Regions from separate parts of the Homo sapiens genome. Here region 2 is linked to region 1. A link is a loop called in an ENCODE intact Hi-C map of the cell type or tissue named here. Cell type or tissue: MCF 10A. All regions are shown on one strand. Links, peaks and the distances in the headings refer to the core of each region. The heading gives the core; the rest is flanking DNA. Region 1 overlaps LOC124902862 (a long non-coding RNA gene). Region 2 overlaps PRMT8 (protein arginine methyltransferase 8).

The links. Peaks named below come from ENCODE experiments on the same cell type or tissue, not always from the same donor. Only the 100,000 strongest peaks of a DNase experiment are listed, where the experiment ranks them.
Region 2: a loop joins it to region 1, with 9 times the contacts of the local background. A loop is called at or near these places in 2 of 110 quality-filtered maps.

Annotation. Positions count from the first base shown.
Region 1 is chr12:3,452,764-3,455,672 of GRCh38, reverse strand. All of the region lies in intron 1 of LOC124902862 (a long non-coding RNA gene), which reads left to right. It also overlaps a transcript of PRMT8 not described here. Among named protein-coding and RNA genes, the nearest start is that of PRMT8, 37 kb to the left of the region's middle. In MCF 10A, for the core only: no CTCF peak of the experiment used is centred there; DNase peaks (open chromatin) are centred at 162 and 1,182.
Region 2 is chr12:3,522,105-3,525,013 of GRCh38, reverse strand. All of the region lies in intron 1 of PRMT8 (protein arginine methyltransferase 8), which reads right to left. Among named protein-coding and RNA genes, the nearest start is that of THCAT155, 31 kb to the right of the region's middle. In MCF 10A, for the core only: a CTCF peak has its summit at 1,713; a DNase peak (open chromatin) is centred at 1,753.

The DNA of each region.
Region 1 (2,909 bases), core at 143-2,642:
TCCGGGAGAAGGTTCGGAGGTGAAGGTCCTTGGCCAGGTCTCCCAGGACCGAGCCCAGAGAGCAGGCTAGCGTGGTGCCTCCTCCATGCACACACCTACTCCCATGCATGTGTGAAGAGCTTGCATCACAGGGCAGTGAGTGGCATTTCTTTGTTCAGGGTGGCAAGGGGAAAGGGCGTGAGTCAATTCCCCTTAGGGAGAAGGAGGGCAGAGCACAAGTGAGGGCAGCATCGACGCCTGAAGCAGCTCACCCCTCCCTCCATCCTGTCTGTGGGTTCTCTTCCCCTCTTGCCTTCCACACCCCAAGCCCAGGCTAGAAGGCACCTCCCCTCACCCTCATCCTCCACTTCCAATCTGCAGCCACAAAGGGTGCGAAAATTAATCTGGTGCTTTCGTGAGGGACTGGTGTTATAGGACCAACAGGTTCGTATGCCCACTGCACAGGAGCAGACCAGTTACACAGTAACAGACCAGTTATGCCCACCGCACAGTAACAGACCAGTTACCAGTTAGGGCTGCAGCAGAGAAAGAGTTTAATGGTCACAGGGCACTGAGCTAAGAGATAGGAGGAGCCCCCAAACTCCATCTCCCCCAGGATTTCTGGGCTGGAGTCTTTAAGGGGACTGTGGAGGACAAGGGACTGGAGAATTGGAGCTGTTGATTGGTTGGGGTAAGGCGGATGAATTCACCAGAATGTAGAAACTGCATTCTTTGGTGCGTCAGCTCCTATGGGGTCCTTTAGACCAGCTGACGTGGTAATTTCACAGGTATGTAGGACCTGAAGGACTATCTCAAAGGGAAGACTTAACATTTCGTACTGCTCCAGTTGTTATCTGTAGGACCCTTAGGGTGACTATAACCTTGTAGCGGGGTCTGTGGGATTCTAGGTCAATAGGCAGCAAACAACACGAGGAAGCAGGTGGGAGCGCAGGCCGACCCGCGGTGAACACGAAGTGCGCTGCAAGCTGGGTTTGGTTTCACTCCTCCCCTTCCTTTTGTCCTGATTCATTTTATGAAGTTTATAGGGGTGGTTTCACTGGGAGTGCTGTGCTCCCTTTGAACTTGGTCTCCCGCTTGAGAAATGCCACATGCCGCTCTTGCCCGCCCCGTCTTCCCTGGCCCCTGCTCCTCCTCTCTCCTCCAGGGCTGGGCATGACGGGCTTCTTTTGTGGTTTAGTTTCCCTTCCTTCCTAGACACCCCCCTCCCCTAGAGTGCTTTTACATCACGTGGCCTCTGATTAACGTCAGTGATTCAAACCTTAAATATTCTCCCTCTGGAGTGAGTGATTCTTAGGGGAGCCCAGGTGGCTGCCTGCCCTCTTGCTCCCTGTGGCACCAACACCCTGGCCGGGGATGTCTGAGCCAACAGCAGCCGCCTTGAGGAACCAGGTCCTGGGAATCCATCCGCAGGCTCCCCGTCAGGGAGTCAGAAGAAGCGGCTTCAGGAGAAGGCAAAACAGAAGCCAAAAGACACAGGGCGCGGGGTGGGCGGGGGCGGCATTAAGCTGCAGGAGAGTGAAGAGACAGCAGGGGCTAGGAGCAGAGACAGAGCCAAGTCAGATGGGCCTCCGTGTTTGGCCCCAGGCCCCTTTGAGCCCCGTGGTGCTCCAGTTCTCTAGAGGCTGGGCTAGGCTGACGCCCGCATTGCTGTGCCTGGCCTTCCTGCAAACCCTCCGCCCTGAGGTGACCCGAGCACGTCGCTGCTTCTCGAAACCTGAAAAAGCCCATGGTAAATGTGCCATGAGGAGCACACGAGGCACCCCGTGTTGAACGCTGAGGACAAGGCTGCACCCGAGGCTGCAGTCATTTTCAATCGCCGGAGCAGGGCCGGCGTCGGAAGCCCAGACCTAGCATAGCAGGAGCTGAGAAATAGACACAGCGGGCAGGAGGACAAGGGGGTCCACAGTCGGGCCACGTCAGGACACAGACCACAGGGTGCCGCAGGAGATGTGTGGGCAGAACAGACGAGGAGACAGCCAGCATGGCTGCGCCCCAGCATTTGCCCTGGCTGTGAAGGGCAAGCTCCTCTCCTAAGGGTGTCCCCTGACCGCGCTCACCAGTTCCTGACCCAGACACCTCATTCTCAGCCCTACTTCAAGGTCACGATGGCATGCGGAATGCAGCGTCTGGCTTCCCCAGGAGAAAGCAGGGCCTCTGAGGTCAGAAATCATGTCCTACGGCACCGCACAGTCCCAGCAGCAGTAGCCTCCAGGGGACTCACTCAGACTTGGCAGGGCTGGCCTGGGAATCTGCATTCCCCATGCGCTCCCTCACCTGCTGACGGCGACACCCAGCCACCAGTGCAAACTCTACCCCTTGGGGATCTGCTGCCAGACTCAACACTGGGGCCCGAGGCCCAGGAGTCCTAAGGGTGCTGTTTGGTCATATTAGGCCTGTGTAAAGGGAGCCAGGACTAGAGTGAGCGAGGGGCGTGGGGAGGGAAGGAACCGTGGCTTCCCTGCACCCTTTCAGCAGCTTCCATGGTTCTTGCTGGCCTTTTCCATCACAGGCCACTCTTCAGGACGGTCTCCCGGACTGACCCCTCTCCTCTCCAGCCTACCTGATTCCCCGTGCAGTGTCCTCTGTGCATCCCTCATTTCATCTCCTTTCATGTGATCCCAGTCCAGGGTTTAGCTTCCCTCCCCTCTTAGGCTGTAAGCTCTGAATAGGCAGGAATGTTTTCTTTGTGTGGATTTTTTGTTTGTTTGAAATGCCAAGTAAGCTGCCACTCTGCCTGTCGGTCAATGGGACTTGCCGAATTGTCCTCTCACCACCCCACTCGCCCTTAAAGATGCTGACTTCTCAGGCCTACAGTTATTTCCACAGCAGCCTCCTGGCAGCCAGCACTTCCCAGCAGGACCTAAGCTGTGGCTTTACCTCTCCTCTGCCTTGAACGTTCCCCAGTCCAG
Region 2 (2,909 bases), core at 310-2,809, 69 kb before region 1:
CTACCTCAGGTGATCCACCCGCCTCGGTCTCCCAAAGTGCTGGGATTACAGGCATGAGGCACTGCACCTGGCCATATTTGAATAGTTCACTCTTTCACCTTCTGAGAAACAAACTTACCCATTTAAACCCAAACAATGGACTCAGAGACTTGGAGAACAGTGAAAGCGAGACTTTCAATGATGGTTTTGCAAGATTGGGTGTTTGATAGGCAAGCACATCCAGCACAGTTTTAACAAGCAATTTATCCCCTAGTGGGCAGGTCCCTCTCCCGTTTCCTTATAGACTGGACACATGGGGTCACAATTTTCCCAAATGTCGCCTATTGATTGTTGGGTAGGGGCTTCAGGTGCTTTTTTTTTTTTTTTTTTTTAGATTGTCTTGCTGCATTTTGTTGCAGCCCACAATGCATTGCAATTCTAGTTAGCTCAGGGGCTCTTCAAGTATTTGATTTATGACCTAAGTAGCTGGGCAGGCTGATAAGAACCCACAAAACAAGCTATTCTGTAGGCTAGTAAACTCATCTTAGACTAAACTTCTTTGGTTCGGGTGAGGGCAACTAAGGGGCGGGGAAGAGGGGGAAGGTGGGGAGGCTGACAAGCAGGCATCAGCTATCGAAGCAGGGGCCTAGTATTTCCTGTTTCTTCTGTAGTTTGCTGACCTAAGCCAATTTAAGGCACTTTGTCTTGGAAATGGACCACTGTATGCGTTGTTTCCTTTAATTCCTTCTTCTTTTTCTTTTTACTCTTATTGTTCCCATTTCCACATTTATTTTTGTATTCTTTCGTTTTTAAATTTATTAGATACTCCATTAGGAACTCCTATTGAGTTACCATAAATGTTGGAATTAAAAGAACTTATTAAATTTTTCCACCTTTGGTGGCCATGTGGATTCTTGGGGATTTTTATGGAATGTCAAGGTGAATGGAATGGCCAGTTGAACTAAGTAAGGCACAAGTTCCGGTGCAATTGGATACTAACAGGTTACTGAGGTTTCTCTTCCCACAGTACCACCAGACATTAGCCCAGGGCATATGAAGAGCCGAGTAGTCGCCTTTGTTTGACTCATCAGTAACGTTTAGGATGTGTGTACAAGTTGGGAGTTTTCCCATAGGCTTATTGAACTTTGCCCCTGCATAGAGAGGCAGAAGGAGTGGTTTATATTCCCTATGGAGAACAAGGGGATTGCTCTAGAACTTGACCTTCGTAAGGCAGGAAAGAGCAATGATAGGCTTTTGTAAGTCTTATTTCCCCATGCATTTCTGTTTTAGTACAGAGCCAACATGCAATGCCTGCCTTTGGGATTGGTATTCCATTTCAGGGGAAACAGAACTACCCTGTGCCTGAGGCCGCCCAGCAGACCATGCGTAACAGTCGCTCTTATTAAGAGCTAGTATTGAAAATTTGACCCATTTAACCCAGGCATTTACACCCCCATATTCAGTCTTAACTTTTTAAATTTGCCTTAAGTTAGTTATTTTAATTATTTTTACTCTCTTAGGGTTGTCTGGTGGGTTAAAGGAAGTAGTGGGATGGGGAGTGACAGTAATCCTGGGTGGGCTTGGGGTGGAGATGGTGACTTGCCTAAAAGCTAACCGTCCTACAGGATCCCTTCCTGAGATATTTATTCCTAATCCATACCTCCAAGCTTCCTGGTTTAGAGTAGCTGGGTTGTTTATGGTAATTAATATAGGATTGCATTCTAAATTTTTACAGTTAGGTGGCGTAGGGCCCTTATACAAATGTATTTTCTTTTTTAAGGGTTTGTTTTTGGAAGAGTGACTCACCCAGCCTTGAAATTGGGTGGTTTACCAGACCCCATTTCAGCTAGCACAGGGCTTTTCCCAATAGCAACCTGTTTTAGGACATAGATATTTGTTCGCTTGTGACAGCTGCCTTTGGTTTCCTAAATTTTCACACTGTAAGACTTGGCAGGCATTGAACTTTATGGTTTGGGGGGTGGAGGTTTTAATTCTGCTGACTATTAGTTTGATGGGATTTTTTTTTTCTATCAGGCTCCATTTAATAATTGTGAACCCCCTTACCCCTGGTAGTAGAATTAATTCTAACCGCATCCACCCCCAATGACGGAGCCTGCTTATAGCTTCCTTTTAGGTTTTCCTTAGAGTTAGCTTTAAGGGTTTCTTAGGTGATTTATACACTTCCCATTTACCCTTTTCCCTTTGTTTCATTTTTTTCTGTTTTTTTTTGTTTGTTTGTTTTTTGTTTGTTTGTTTTCCAGTTTTTTGACCCTAGTGTAATGTATTTACCCTTGTTTAGCTATTTGCACGGTGGTTTGGTGGTTAGGAGCACCTGATGGGGACCTTCCCAGTTTGGGTGGAGCTTGTTTTTTTTTTTTTTTTTTTTAATGGAGTCTCAGGCTGGAGTGCAGTGGTGCAATCTCTGCTCACTGCAAGCTCCGCCTCCTGGGTTCAAGCAATTCTCTGCCTCAGCCTCTCAAGTAACTGGGATTACAGGCACCCACCACCACGCCCAGCTAATTTTTGTATTTTTAGTAGAGATGTGTTTTCACCATCTTGGCCAGGCTGGTCTCGAACTCCTGACCTTGTGATCCTCCCACCTCGGCCTCCCAAAGAGCTGGGATTACAGGTGTGAGCCACCGCGCCCGGCCTGAGCTTGTTTTTCTTTAAGTGGTAATTAGCACTGAGCTGCCAGGCTGGAAGTGGTGAACTGTGAACTTCAGAGACAGGGTTTGAGTTAGAAGTCCTTTTAACCTAAGGAATGACAGGGTGGAGGATATGGCCAGTATACAATTTTTTTTTAAATTGGTTTTTGAGTTTTATAGTAGGAAAGTTAGTGGTCCTACCTAAATACGGGAGTCCATATAACAACTTGTAAGGGGACAATTTCCAGTTTTTTGTGGGGGCTGTCTTAATCCTAAGGAGTGCTA